2 separate regions of the Homo sapiens genome follow, and region 1 is linked to region 2. A link is an interaction called in ENCODE POLR2A ChIA-PET data of the cell type or tissue named here. Cell type or tissue: IMR-90. All regions are shown on one strand. Links, peaks and the distances in the headings refer to the core of each region. The heading gives the core; the rest is flanking DNA.

Region 1 (7,272 bases), core at 1,700-5,699, 380 kb after region 2:
CCAGGCAGTTAAGTGACCTTGTGTAAGTTACTTAATCTTTATGAGCCTAATTTTCTTCATCCATAAAATGAGGTAATAATAATACTACGCTTAGGATTGTTGCAAGGATTGAATCACCTATTATATGTAAAGGAGTTAGTACATACTGTGAAGTTAGCATGTACTAAAGCTCAATGGGCATAGCTGTTGCAATGGTGGGCGGGTTGGAAAGCAGGACGACACTGACCACAGGAGGGGAAAGGGTTAAGGACACGATGAAGACCCCAGTTTGGCATGAGGCCAACCTGTCCAACTTCACTTTGTACAGCCAAACCCTTGGGATCTGTAGCAAACTTTGGTCACTGCATTATGTGATGCTTAACAATGTCACCCATGTGACTTATGAGGATAACTCATTTTGAAGGCGTTTTATCCCCAGAAGCATCCTCCACTGAGGTATGGAGGCCTAGAGAAGGGAAGGTGTTATGGTTTAAGTTTCAGGCCTGCTCAATTCAATCTCAAACTTCAAGATGTCTGCGTGAAGTTTCTGAAGAAATAGAAACCCCTTACTAACTCAGATAATTAAATGGTATAAATACCGCACCTTAGAAGACCTTAAGCGAGATCGTTTGCAGAAACCTCCAAGCTAGAGGGGGTATTCCCACTCTACAATGTTGGCACCTGTTGGAAAAGCCCCAGCATGTTCTCAGTGCTCCCAGCCTGCACGCCAAAATATTTGCCTCAGTCCATATCTTGCTGGTCATTTCCCTTCCTCACCTGTTCCTGATTGTCCAAGGCCATGGCCCTAGACCTGTTTCCTGACCCTCTGACCTGTGGACTTATACTGTTTCCATTGAGCTGAGCTCTAGCTTCCTTCCTTAGCTCCACTTTGGACTGCCCCTTGATCACATTGCTTCATGGTTGCTCCAAAATGGGGTCCAGCCTCTCCCCGGTACCAGTTCCCATGCCAGAGGGTGCTTCAGGTTTACTCTGCCTCCAGGAATGAACCCCAGACCCACATCATCTTTTATCCTGTAAGAACTGAATTTTAAGCCACTTGAAAAAAAACTAAGACTTGAGAATTTGGTCATTAATGAGAACATAAATATGGATCATATAGCTAGAAAGGGCATGTGTACATAAGAATTGACCTCTCTAGGCATGCACACAGTGAAAATTAGACCTCACTTATATATAATTAAAGAACAGTAACACAAAGTAGACCTTTGCATATGCATCAGTCAATCCAATATTCAGAGAGAAATTCGCTGTAATTGGTTGATTAGAAATGGGCAACATAAAGATGATGTTAATGACTTCCCATCAGCTCACGTGGTGTTCCAGCCATTCCTTGTAATGACATTCCAGACACCCTGTCCACATGCCAGGATATGCAATATTTTCTGAATACTGTTCTTTTTTACAGATGAGGAAAGTGAAGCTCACAGGTTAAATACTTGCCCAAGGTCACAACTTACAAATATTGGAGCTGGAATTTGAACCTAGGTAATCTAGCTCCAAATTCCATGTTCTCCACATATCCATGATGCTACCTCTCTAAAGAAGGATTTCATTCAAACATCCTGTAAGTATAATTATTTTTACATATTTGCTTGCTTTATAGGATTCTTCAAGCTGGGGGTGAATTTACTGGACAAGTGGTGCTGCCTTATTCAACATGGTCATTGACTATTTTCAAATGCTAGTAGAATAAAGTGTTAAGGAACACTTCAGAAATACAAGGAATCCAGGCTTAGCACTTGCAAGCTAAGGAAGAGTATAATTTATATCAAATGTTCAATAGTTTCAGGGTTCTAACCTCTTATTCATATTTGGGCAACTAGGTAGAAAAACCTAGAATTATCTATCCCTGGATAGATCATTACCAGATAATTACCTATTACCTAGATAATTACCTATTACTAGAACCTTCAATCACTGGATTTTTTTAACCTATTTTCATAAAGAGGTCACTATCAACAAAATACTCTGAGAACCTGAGTTCTCTCTCTCTCTTTTTTAGAGCAACTTCTAGTGGCTGTCTTGGGTTAGTATTGTTTAGATGCAGTCTTCTCTATCCAAATGATTGTTAAAGTGAGGACTTGAGTTTCTCCCACAGTTTCCATTTTGTTATTTGGACTGTGTTTAACAAGTCAGGAAAGTGGACATGCATGCTCGATAGGTTCCAAAAAGCACTGGCTCTGAAACAAAAAATCAAGAACACTGTATTCCCTGAAATTTCTGATCAAATACAGTTTCACTCTTGATCCAAATGTATTATATTTTATTAGTAAAATTAATGAGAAAAACATGTGTGTACCTACTCTACATTCAGTGTTCTATGGACATAGGTTTCCATGGGTGTCACTTTCATGACACTGTTCAATAGCTATTAAGGATCTCACAAGTTAGGAACACTCAGTTAAGTGTAAGGTCAATTGAATTCTAATATCTCTTGAGCCCCATTCATTGCAAGACTTGGCCAGGCAAGGTGATATGAGTGAATCAAAACTATTTAAGACACGATATAGGTGACTACAACATAAGCAAAGCAAAGGGACACAACACCAGAAAACTCAGAAATACGTAATGCAGGTGTGGTAAAAACCTGGTGACGCACGACCACACCCATTCCCACATCCATGACAGACATTATCAATCAATCGCAGCACTCTTTCCATGAGCCCAGAGTTAGCCTTGAGGAATGATACTGCACCTAATATCTCTCTCATTCACTTGCTTTTCCTTCTTGAATAAGACAAAATGAGTAGAGTTATGAAACTATACCTCGGAGAGTTAAAGAAACCAATGATTAACAGAAATTCTTGAGCTTGCAGGATGACAGATTTTAAAAAGCACAACTTATTAAAATGCTGAAACTCTCTCCACTTGTAAGATAACAAAACTGGCTAAAATTGGTTGGGACCAATATGGCTGACTGGAGTTTGTGTAGAATTAGCTTGCTGATGTCATAGCCTGAATTTCCACCATGTGTTTCATACCAACTCCCCCTGGATTTGCGCATGGGACCCATGAGGAGGCATGAAGAGAGATAATTGTGCATGCCCAAGAACTTTCCAAATCTCCTCTTTCCTTCCACCAGTCACCTTCTAATCCTGAAATCCATCCCCTAAACATTTTCTAATAAAATTACTGCCTGAAAGCCAGGACAGGGAGACAGATTCGAGATGGTCTCCTGTCTCCTTGTGAATTGACTTGCAATAAAAAGCAATTGCAATAAAAAAGCAATTACAATAAAAAAGTCTTCTTTTTTCAAAAACTTGGCGTTGTTGTATTGGCTTCTAGTGAATCAGGAAGCAAGCCCCTTTTCCTCACTCACACTTCTAGCTATCAAGCTGGGAACACCCACTGGATCATGTATGTAAACATCAACTGTCACTGGTGTCACAGTAATGAAAAAAATAGAGGCCTTTTGTGGGGCTCTGTTTTTAAGTATCTATGGTTTTCACATTATTCATTTAAAAAATTGTGGTGCATTCATTTGCACAATTTTGGATCTTTATTATTAGTAAGAAATTACTGCATTCCTCACTACACATTCCAACACACCAGTTTGTTGAGACACCTCCCTTAAGAACAGCTGCTCTAGAGGCTTAAACTCCAAAGACCATTCCAGACCAAGGTGAAAGAACAAGTGAACTAAAAAAAAACTCCACCACAACACATTGAGAAGGGACCAACCCTATCCAAAGCAAATTATTCCCTTCCCCTCCACATTCCTGAGCAGCTATGCATGTTCTTCCTACACTTAGATGCTTACAATTCTTGGTCAAGAAGTCAATTATGACACGTAAGAGCCAAGACGTTGGTTTTTTTCTTTATGGACACCCCTCCTGAAATGTGAGTAACAAGGTGTGGCTGTCCTTACTGACAGCATCCTGTGTTCTCACCCTGCGCCAGTCTTGGCGAGTCTCAGAGCATTTCTCTTCCTCTCCAAGAGAAAATCTATTCCAGGAGGCATCAGTGAGAAGTAAGAGACTTCACTGAAGATTCTTTAGGGTGGAGTCGGCTTTATCTCCAGCACCTAAAACATACACTGGCTCACCAAAGGGGCATAGCAAGGAATAAATGAATGAATGGAAAATCAATAAAAGTCCTCATTGCACCTGTGGGTCTGTTTTGCCACCATGTTGACTAACCCAAATTCTGAGAATGCCTCTAAGATTTCTTTTTTTCTCTTTTTAGAGACAGAGTCTCACGCTGTTGCCAAGGCTGAAGTGCAGTGGTGTGATCACAGTTTACTGTAGTCTCAGACTCCCAGGCTCAAGGAATCTTCCCACCTCAGCCTCCCTAGTAGCTGGGACTACAGGCATGGGCCACTGCACCTGGCTGATTTTTTAAAACTTTTTGTGAAGACAAGGTCTCACTATGTTGTCCCTGCTGGTGTCGAAGTCCTGGCCTCAAACAATCCTCCCACTTCGGCCTTCCAAAGCACTGGAATTACAGGCATGAGCCACTGCACCTAGCCTGCCTCTAGGATTTCTACTTTCACATATACTTCCTGTAAATCCTGCCCTTAGGTCAAAATAACCATGCTGTTATCATAAACACACACTTACCATAAATCCTGCCCTTAGGCAAATTCCCTATAGTATATAAGCCCTGGGTCTGCGGGGTAACCGTGCAGTGATCCACCATCTCATGGCCGCCTGAGACATGGCTTCTGTTCTTAAGTCCCTGTTAAATATTTCTCTCTGAGAAACTGGATTTATCACCCTCTTTCTTCAGCTTCTCAGCTCCCTGGGCCTTTGGGGTAGGTTTGCACAGACCTGCTCATCCAGGAACACCCTCCTGGAGCCTCATCTCATTCCCTTTCTTTCCCGTTTACAGCTCCTCTATGTGGGTCCTTCCTGATTCCAGGGTCTCCCCTCACCACCCTGCCATCCGATACCCCCCTCTCCTCTGCAGAGCTCTCCCCAGAGATTCCTCCAATCTGTCATCTTCATCCCCAGCACTTCACTCTGCAAACAGCCCTCTTAATTTTGGGGCCAGTTTTTTTTTTTAACTATTTTCTTTTATTTCAAACATTTTTGAGGTACAAATTGTTTTTGGTTACATAGATGAGTTGTATAGTGGTGAAGTCTGAGATTTTAGTGCACTGAGGGCCCTCTTGAGACTCCCCGCTTCCTTTGAAAGCAGCAAGAGATTGTAAATAACAAAGTACTTTTCCTCTCACAAATAAAACTTTCCTGTCACTTGTATATTTGTCATTGTTCTGCTTCCAATAAGCAGCCATCTCTTAAAGGGCAAGGGATCTTATCTGTTGAAATCCAATGTGATCTGTGTCATTTGTGGATGTGGAGGGAAGACGGCTATTAATGTAATACTCTGCATCGAGCAGGCTCTTTATGTTTTTGGACTCTCAGAACAACATGAAAACCTCAGAAATATCAATATGGTATCAAATGGAATGTGTTGCAATTAGAAGGAATTAAATTCTTTCCTTGTTTCCCCATAGACAGGGTCCTCTTAGAAGTAGGATATCATGAACTTCGAGCAAAGAAAACATGAGTTTTCTGAAGACAATAATCTAACAAACACAAACACATTAACTTAGGCAGACTTCACAAAGTTTCCTTAATTCTTTCCAGTAACAGGCAAAGAGAAAGAATTCCTATTTTGCTAGCTCCTTCGTTCTTTTCTCCTACCTCTTCTAAACTTTCCCTATCCCTTGTACCTTTTCCATATCTACCCTACACACATGCGCACGCACACACACACACACACACACACACACACACACACACACAGAAACATAGAGAAGGTATGTTAAGATTACCTGGTAGAGTACTCAACAAGAGTCAAAATTGTATGATTTATGGCTGAAAATCTATTTTTCTCTAACAATTTTCTCCTTTAAAAACCAGTTCCAATAGCTCGGCTTCTTCTCAAATGCACTTTCTGCGGTAATATTTTATATCTCCACTCCCTTCCCTGGAACTTCATTTTTATTTGATTTTATTGACGCTGCTCTATTGGAATGTGTATCGCTTGAGCCCCCATGGAGAACTGAGCAGGTGTGAGTAAAGCAAAACATCTTTTGTTAATAGAAGTTCACCCTGGGAGTTCATGGAGATGCGTAATTTCAATTGCTTTTATGAAAATTCTGTAAATTCCTGTGTTGTGAATTTTGAACAGAGCTTAGGAGACCAACAGTCTTTAATACAAGCCAAAGACATGCTTATTTCTATAACTGAAATAAATGTTCTGCTTACTTTCTTCCAAAAAAATAAATGCAGGTATTTAATTGGAATGTTTAAGCTGTAGAAAATCATATTAACTTTGAGTCTGGCTCTTGGAGCCAAAATGGAGATCTCACTGTGATCAGCCTACAGGAAGATGACTTTGGTTTTCCTGCGTAACTTCTTGAAGCATGAAGAAGAGCTTACCCCACTTTCATGTGGGGTCGAGAATGACTTCACAACTGCATTGTCCATTCCCTGCTCAAGTCTTTGTACATATTTATATTTAAAAACCTAGAGAATGTGAACAGCATCCCCCAACCTCTCAGCTTGAGGGGGTGTTGTATTATTATAATTCTCTCTGTGTGTCTAGCCCTCTTGGATTCACTGCCACAGAGACTCTGGGGGTGAGGTTAAGCCTAGCTTTCTTCCTGGTTTGGGGCCAGACATGTATGGTGTTGCACTCTCCTAAGCTGGAAGGAAAGACGTAAGCTTGGTATATTATAAAATTGCATGTGTCATTAGCAAAAGATGTCAGAATGCTTTATTTAAAACTTTGTTTTCTCAGGTTGTGTTGCCCAAGTGTATCTTGGCATAGACAACTTCAGCTTCAAAAATTCCAAGACGTATAAAGAGTTTCACATAGCTGAGGCTATTATAGTTGGTTATATGCCACTAACACCTTTTCCCCCTTCTTTCTTACTGAGTGAAGTGATGACTGCATTTCTACTAAAAATTTCATTCTCTTCTCCTGGCAACCACAGGGTCTATTCTTGATGGGATCATTTATCTGTTCCAAAAAGAAAAATGTGGCATTTGCTATGGTGTGGGATCTTTGAGGGTTTCTTAGATAAAGCCTTTAGAGTAAAAGCTTTCACTATTCTAGGACAACTTTCAGAAGAATTATCTAGCAGCCTGCCCTGGTAAACTTGCCAAATTGCTCGTACTTGGCTAGAAACCATGGGCAATCTAAGGTCCATCTTCCCCCTGTAGAGCAATAGAGTGTCTTTGGCTAGGAGCTAAGCATACTCATTTGATGTTTGGGAGAGTTTTTCAACCTGAAGATAAATTCCTTTAAAGGATTTGTTTT
Region 2 (7,272 bases), core at 1,705-5,704:
TCACTTTCTAGAAACCTGGGACTGTATCTAAAAACAGCCCTTTCCAATTCTTATATATTCTATCTCCTTTCTGTCTTTCAATTATCTCCCTTCTATTCCCATCCCATGGGCAACTACTTTAACTCAAAAACCCTTAACACTGCCTGATTATTACAGCCGTCTCGTTGAAGACACTACCTCAGCCTCCCTCCCTCTAAAATTCTTTTTCCATATTACACCAGACTTATTTATAAATTATTTTAATGATGTTCTTCTCATAGCTTCCATGATAAGGTTCAAATTCCTTGACATAGTACACAAATCACTTCATATTTTTTCCCTTGTTTACTTCTCTGATCTCATTTTCTGTGAACACTTTGCTCAAGCCTCTGTGGCTTCATGTATGTTGCCTCTTTTGCCTGAAAACCTTATATTCACTGTACTTTGTCTAATTAACCTCCATCGGTCCTTAAGAACTAAAGACCACTCTGTTTCACTCAGAACTCTTCTACGACTTCTCCTTCCTTCTCTAATTCGGATGCTCCTCCTTGATGCTGCCATATAATGTATACCTAAATAAAACTATAATGTATTTGTGACTTATTTATCTCTCTTCTCCATTAAGCCATATAAACATCATTCATGCAGAGAGTCTTATCCACAGTTGCAACCAATTTCTACAGAGGTTGCTGAATGGACAAATGAACAACACTATAAAATGAGAGGGCTGATTACATTATTTCAAAAGTCCCTTGTTAACCATTAGATTTGTCATATTGTAGAAATCTTAACTTCTGCCAATCTGTGCCTATTATCTGAGCTTTTATCTACACTTCCATATTTCATTATCCAGATAATATCCTGACCTGCATGCCTGACCCACTTTTCCAGATTTTAGTTTTGATATCTTGTCTAGACGACCTCTTTGAACTTGAATTCTTGCTGGGAAGCTTCTCCTTTGACTGGTCTTGGATTCGATTTATTGCGTGTACTTGTTTACCTTTTCTGATGCCCTTGTTCCTGATCCCCAACCTCTCTAATTAATACTATGCCACTTCCATATCCCATTTTTATATCATTGGTGCTTAACCTGGCAAGACAGGCTAAATAATTTAATTAGTTTATTAGGAAAAGTAGAAAGAAGAAATTTTAGAGCTAGAATAAAAGACTAGGTCCAATTTCTCCATTTGACAGATGAGGAAGAAGATTAAACTTTCAGTGTTTACTCACTGAAAGTGCAGCAAGTAGAGGGTCTCCTTACTTTCACCGCTCCTTCCACTCAGCCATACTTTGAGTAAAAGTAAAAATTTAAAGTGAAAAAACCACCTTACTTAAAGGATTCTGATGTATGTATAGAGAGGTTTACAAGCACTAAAAATACCTCCATGATTTATATGTGTTTGGGATTTTTGCATATTGAATTATAATTTCACTATATCTATATGATATTTATTGGTTTCTAAGTAGAGTATTCATTCGGGGTTACAATAAAAAATTAAAGGTAGGTTCAATTATATCAACAATATTTGGAAAGCTTGATCCTGGTTAATAAATTCTACTAAATTTCAATACATTATATGCATTGTAAATATGGTCAAAATAACTTGCTTATTCTGCTTCATAATCCACTTTTTAGTAAGTAGGACACCTAATATTTATTGATAGCCAAATTTACTATTGATTTCAAACTTTTCATCCAATTTATCTTTTCAGTTAATATATATTTTAAAAAACGAATCATGAGAATACAATATTACAAAAAAAAATCAGACTTACTGTCATCCTCCCAGCAGTTCTTAGCATTCCCTTCTCTTTCACTGCTCCTCCCTGGTAACACTGTCTGGTCTGTTGGCAGGTCATCCTCTGGTACACCTTCACAGTCAGCTGCATCTGTAACACTTTCTTCTTCCACAATATGCAGTTTGTCTTCATCATCTGAATCTGAATTTGTTTCTACCACAGTATTATAATTTGTAACTGTAATACAAACAAGAAACAAATAATCAAAACCAACTAGTAAAACAATCAGTTTTTACATCTCAGAAAAATAAAAAAGATGCTTAAAACAGATTGTAATTCAATGTTTTCTTTTAAATAATGTTAACAACTAATTTATTTGACAACACACATATGTAACACTAGATATTACATGACCAAAATGACAAATAGTAGCTACCCTTATTGAATACTTACTATATATAGACCTGCTTTATAAATACTAACCCATTAAATTCTTACAACAATCTTATAACAGCCTTATGAAATAAGAGTTCTACCACTTACTACTTATATCCTTGTTTTATATGTAAGAAAATCAAGGCAGAGAGAGAGTAACTTGTCTAAGATCACAGCTAGGAAGTGGCAGAGCCAGGATTTTAACAGCAACAGTCTGATTCCATATTTTGTGCTCTTAAACTCTATATTAAACCTCCCCTCCAATGATAACGAGCCTACAGCATACGATATTGCTTATGTACAATTAGGGCTTTGAATCCTTAAAGGATTGCAACTTAAGAAAAGAGGCCATCTTTCCTAACAAAATAGCATTACATCATCAAGTTTACCACAAGTATTTTTAAGCTGTTAATGATCCATGCATTACATTATTAATCCAACACTGACTTTAGAAAGAATCAACCAAATTAGTCAATTTCTATATAATTAAGTTTGTCATTCTGAATAACTGACATTTGGAAGTTTTCAAATGAGCACCTTTTTCTATAATTTTTAATGAATTTCAATAAAATATAACATCAGCATTTTATTATTCTGAGTGATTTCTATAGTTCATAGAACCAGGAGTATAAGCTGAGAATAAAATTCTATAAAATAAATAATCTAGTATAATCAATGTTTTCCTTTAGAGTCCTTGCAATAATCACTCTAACAGGATGAATATTTAGTACTTCATTGGGTATGGTCACTAGAATATCTCTTTTAAACTACTTTCAGGGTGATTCTTATTTGCTAAGAAAAGATTCGGAAGAAGGGAGAAAAAGAAGCTTCACTTTATTTAGATAACTAGGCAGTAATTACTATCAGTTATTCTTTCCACTGCTTCCTTAAATTTTCCAACAATTCTTGAAAAATAATCACCTAAATGCTTAAATAATATGTATACATATCCCTCTACACACACACACACACACACACACACACACACACACACACACACACACACACTCCTGAGAACACGAAGGAAGAAATACAATTGAAAATATGGGTAGATATTTAAAGGTGAAAACAAATAACCAAAACTCCAAAACAGCTTTTATAGACTTTAGGAAGACTCTTGTCCAAAAGAGTACCAGAGGTCACCACTGTGCTCACATATTAGGAGTTCTTCAATATCTTGTGTCAGAAGAAAAACGTCAAGTTTTGTTATGCCATTAATATTTTAGTATGAATATGCTTTTCCAGATCTTTTCCCAAGAGTAAATGGTTTTCTCTCTTATTTTATTATAAAAGTAATGCATGTAAAATCAGTCAATGCAAAACATGTAAAGTTAGTAAAGGCAGCCCTATTTTTCCTTCCTCAATCCACTCCATAAAGATAAAAATAATGGCAAATTTTATTAATTATTTCAATGCACTAAGTAGGCATGATGTAACTCATTTTATATACTTTTCTTACTTAGTTGTAACACAAACCTCACCTTATCTTATATTTAATATAAATCCAGCATCACCTATATACAAATGTGTGTATATATAATTCAAAATACACATGATCACATCATACTGCTTTGCCACTTATATTATGCCACTTTATAACATGTCTTGGAAGCCTTTCTATGTCAGTACAGACAGTCCCTGACTAATTATGGCTTGATTTACAATGTTTTGACTTTATGATGGTGCAACACCATTCTGTTTTTCACCCTTGGTACAGTATTCAATAAATGACAAGAGATATTCAACATCATATTAAAACATAGGCTTCATGTTATGATTTGCCCAACTGTAAGCTATAAGTGTTGCAGGCATATTTAAGGCAGGCTAAGCTCAGCTATGATGTTTGATAGGTTAAGTATATTAAATGCATTTTCGATTTCACAGTATTTTCAACTTACGATGAATTTATCAGGACATAACACCATCATAATTCATAAGTCAAGGGGCATCTATATACATAAAGCTTTCTTATTTCCCTCTGGATAGCTACACAGCATTCTATCATACAGATATACTTCAACCTATGATCTATTGATAATTTTTTTGCCTGTGTTAAGCACTAGCAACAATGCCATAATTTTTCTTGTAAATATGTATAATTTTGGCCATTCCTTATATATACTTATCAGATTAGTAGGGGTGAAACTTTAGAGTAAAAGGGAAGACTTATGAAGTAGATACTGTTAAACTGCCTTCCAGAATGGTTTTATGTTTCCATAAATATTATCTGAGGAGGTCTATTCAGTATATCAATACAATAAAGAAAAAAGTCACTTTAATATAGTAATGAGAAAATACGTGTCAAGATGGAAAAACAGCCACACTATGAGCAGCCACACTACAAGCAGAGTGAAGTCCGTGTGTGGGTAAGGGGAATGATTTTTAAAAGGCTGTTTCACAGCTGACTATAAGCTTAAGTTTCCTGACTGTAAGAGTTTCCTGATGGGCCTTTAACTCATAGTAAGAGGCAAATACACACACACACACACACACACACACACAACACACACACACACACACACACACGGAATGGAGATGCTTACTGGCAAATGATGCACAATGCTATTAACTTTCATTTTTACTTTCAGTACTTATTAGCAACCTACTTGATAAAGTCATTTTAAGTTGGCATTTATATATGACAAGCTAAAATTAGAACATGGTAAGTATTTGCTGAGGATTAATCAATTCTATACTCCACTAAGATCTGGCTATCATGTAAGGTCTGGCTCACTGCAAGGCTCTCAAATATGCTTGACCAGTGAAACTGCATGCCTAGATAGCTGACATTCCTGCTGTTTTGCGAAGGGAGGCTTCTGGACATCTTTGGTATCTTGAGTTGGCCATGGTTTTATGCTGATGCCATTCTTACCTTTTAATGATGCAATATTGCAGCCTAGCATTATATTATCAATTTTGTTAGCTGTAGGTTCTCTGGTTGACCTTGGATTGCACATTTAACACATTTATATCTAGAGTATTTTGGGCTTGAAAACTTCCCCCAAATTAGGCTTTAAGACATATATGCATTCTGGTTCAAATGCTTGCTTGCATGGTTCATATTTTTTTACTGAGTTCTTTTTAACCAGAGATACTGGGTGTTCTATTCTGCCCAAGTCAACCATAGCTCAAAGCACTCTTAAAGACTGCCTATCACTTTCTGGGACTCTAGCAGAACTCCTTCCTGTCCCCTGTATAAGCTGCCATTGTAAGATAGATTATGTCATAAATCCAAAACACAGAGATTGTATATATTTTATAACTATCTTGTGAATTTTCCCAGAGCATGTTTGATATGTGTCATAAAATGGGAAAAATCCAAAAAATCAATGTATTTTATCTGCTGAGATGGAAAAAAAGACCGATAACTATTTTCCAAGATTTTTACTGTCTTTTGCTTCTGTCACTTAGCTGAGAGAAAAAAAACAGTGAAAACTGCTGATATTAATGACTGAAACTTAAATTAATAGTCAAGCTTACTTGTATTTCTGAATCTATCATTTTGTTTGTGGATCTACACAGCTTATTTAAAAAATGGCCCACCACCAAAAGCATACAGAGTAATGCAGGCCCTTGATAAATTCTAGTAGCCAATGAGGGCTTCAGTTATCTAAATGTTCTGTCCAATGATCTCTATACCCCTGAACTGTTTAACCTGTGGCTGAAAATATAGTATAGTTTATCTGAAAATAACAATCATAGGTGATCATCACATCTTGATTCTGATTTTAATTAAAATATGAAGAAAGCAAGGGTAAAAAATATGGTAAACAGTTTTAAAAATCTTTAAACATGACTTTAGATAATATGAATTTAAACTTCAATAGAAGATGGTAACATTTTCAATGCATACTTATTGTCATCAGAATGTAAAGACATGTTGACTTCTTGATGGTGGTAGTTGTTGGTATTATTTGCTAATATTTAATGCCAGACACAGCAGTAACCACTGCATACAGTGGTTGTGAAGATATAATGATTTTTAAATGTATTGTGCTTAGATCAGTGTCTGGTACACAGTAAGGACTAGAGAAGTGTTTTCTGCTACTACTATTAGCTTGGTAAATCTTTACAGCAGCTCCTAAGAAGTAGGTATTATTATATATCCCTCTGACAGACAAAGAAAAACAGAGTACCTAAGTAGCCTGTCTGAGGTTATGTAGCTACTAAGTTGAAGAGTGAAAGCCAGGTTGGCTAGATTCCACAGCCTACATACTTCATTATGTGCAAAGGCTCCTGACTGAAAATCGTTACACTGATGAAAAATATTCTTAAACTTTTGTGTGTATACTTATTTTGGGGTACTGAAATTCCATACTTAACAATTTACCACTGCAGATATTTTCTAATGACTAAACAATTTTAACCATTAGAATCTCATAATATTTGAACAGTGTATTACAGCATAATATCATCCTTATAGTCAAATCTTTTTATTATTATACTTTAAGTTCTGGGGTACATCGCAGAACGTGCAGGTTACATAGGTATACACATGCCTTGGTGATGTGCTGCTCCATCAACCCATCACCTACATTAGGTATTTCTTCTAATGCTATTCTCCCCTAGACCCCCACCCCGCCAACAGGCCCTGGTGTGTGATGCTGCCCTTCCTATGTCCATGTGTTCTTATTGTTCAACTCCCACCCATGAGTGAGAACATGCGGTGTTTGGTTTTCTGTTCTTGTGATAGTTTGCTGAGAATGATGGTTTCTGGCTTCATCCATGTCCCTGCAAAGGAGAGGAACTCATCCTGTTTTAGGGCTGCATAGTATTTCATGGTGCATATGTGCCACATTTTCTTTATCCAGTCTATTATTGATGGACATTTGGGTTGGTTCCAAGTCTTTGCTATTGTAAATAGTGCTGCAATAAACATACGTGTGCATGTGTCTTTATAGCAGCATGATTTATAATCCTTTGGGTATATACCGAGTAATGGGATGGCTGGGTCAAATGGTATTTGTAGTTCTAGATCCTTGAGGAATCGCCACATTGTCTTCCACAATGGTTGAACTAATTTACACACCCACAACAGTGTAAAAGTGTTCCTATTTCTCCACATCCTCTCCAGCACCTGTTGTTTCCTGACTTTTTAATGACCACCATTCTAACTGG

Evidence for each region. Peaks named below come from ENCODE experiments on the same cell type or tissue, not always from the same donor. Only the 100,000 strongest peaks of a DNase experiment are listed, where the experiment ranks them.
Region 1: POLR2A ChIA-PET joins it to region 2 with 5 read pairs; 2 of 35 experiments call an interaction of 5 or more read pairs at or near these places.

Annotation. Positions count from the first base shown.
Region 1 is chr10:31,072,142-31,079,413 of GRCh38, reverse strand. The region is part of intron 1 of LOC105376481 (a long non-coding RNA gene); the gene reads right to left. Among named protein-coding and RNA genes, the nearest start is that of ZNF438, 44 kb to the right of the region's middle. In IMR-90, for the core only: no CTCF peak of the experiment used is centred there; a DNase peak (open chromatin) is centred at 3,783; H3K27ac peaks cover 1,046 bases.
Region 2 is chr10:31,455,721-31,462,992 of GRCh38, reverse strand. It overlaps ZEB1 (zinc finger E-box binding homeobox 1), which reads right to left. Exons shown (of 9, transcript NM_001174096.2): 2 at 1,756-1,956. Among named protein-coding and RNA genes, the nearest start is that of ZEB1, 140 kb to the right of the region's middle. In IMR-90, for the core only: no CTCF peak of the experiment used is centred there; no DNase peak of the experiment used is centred there.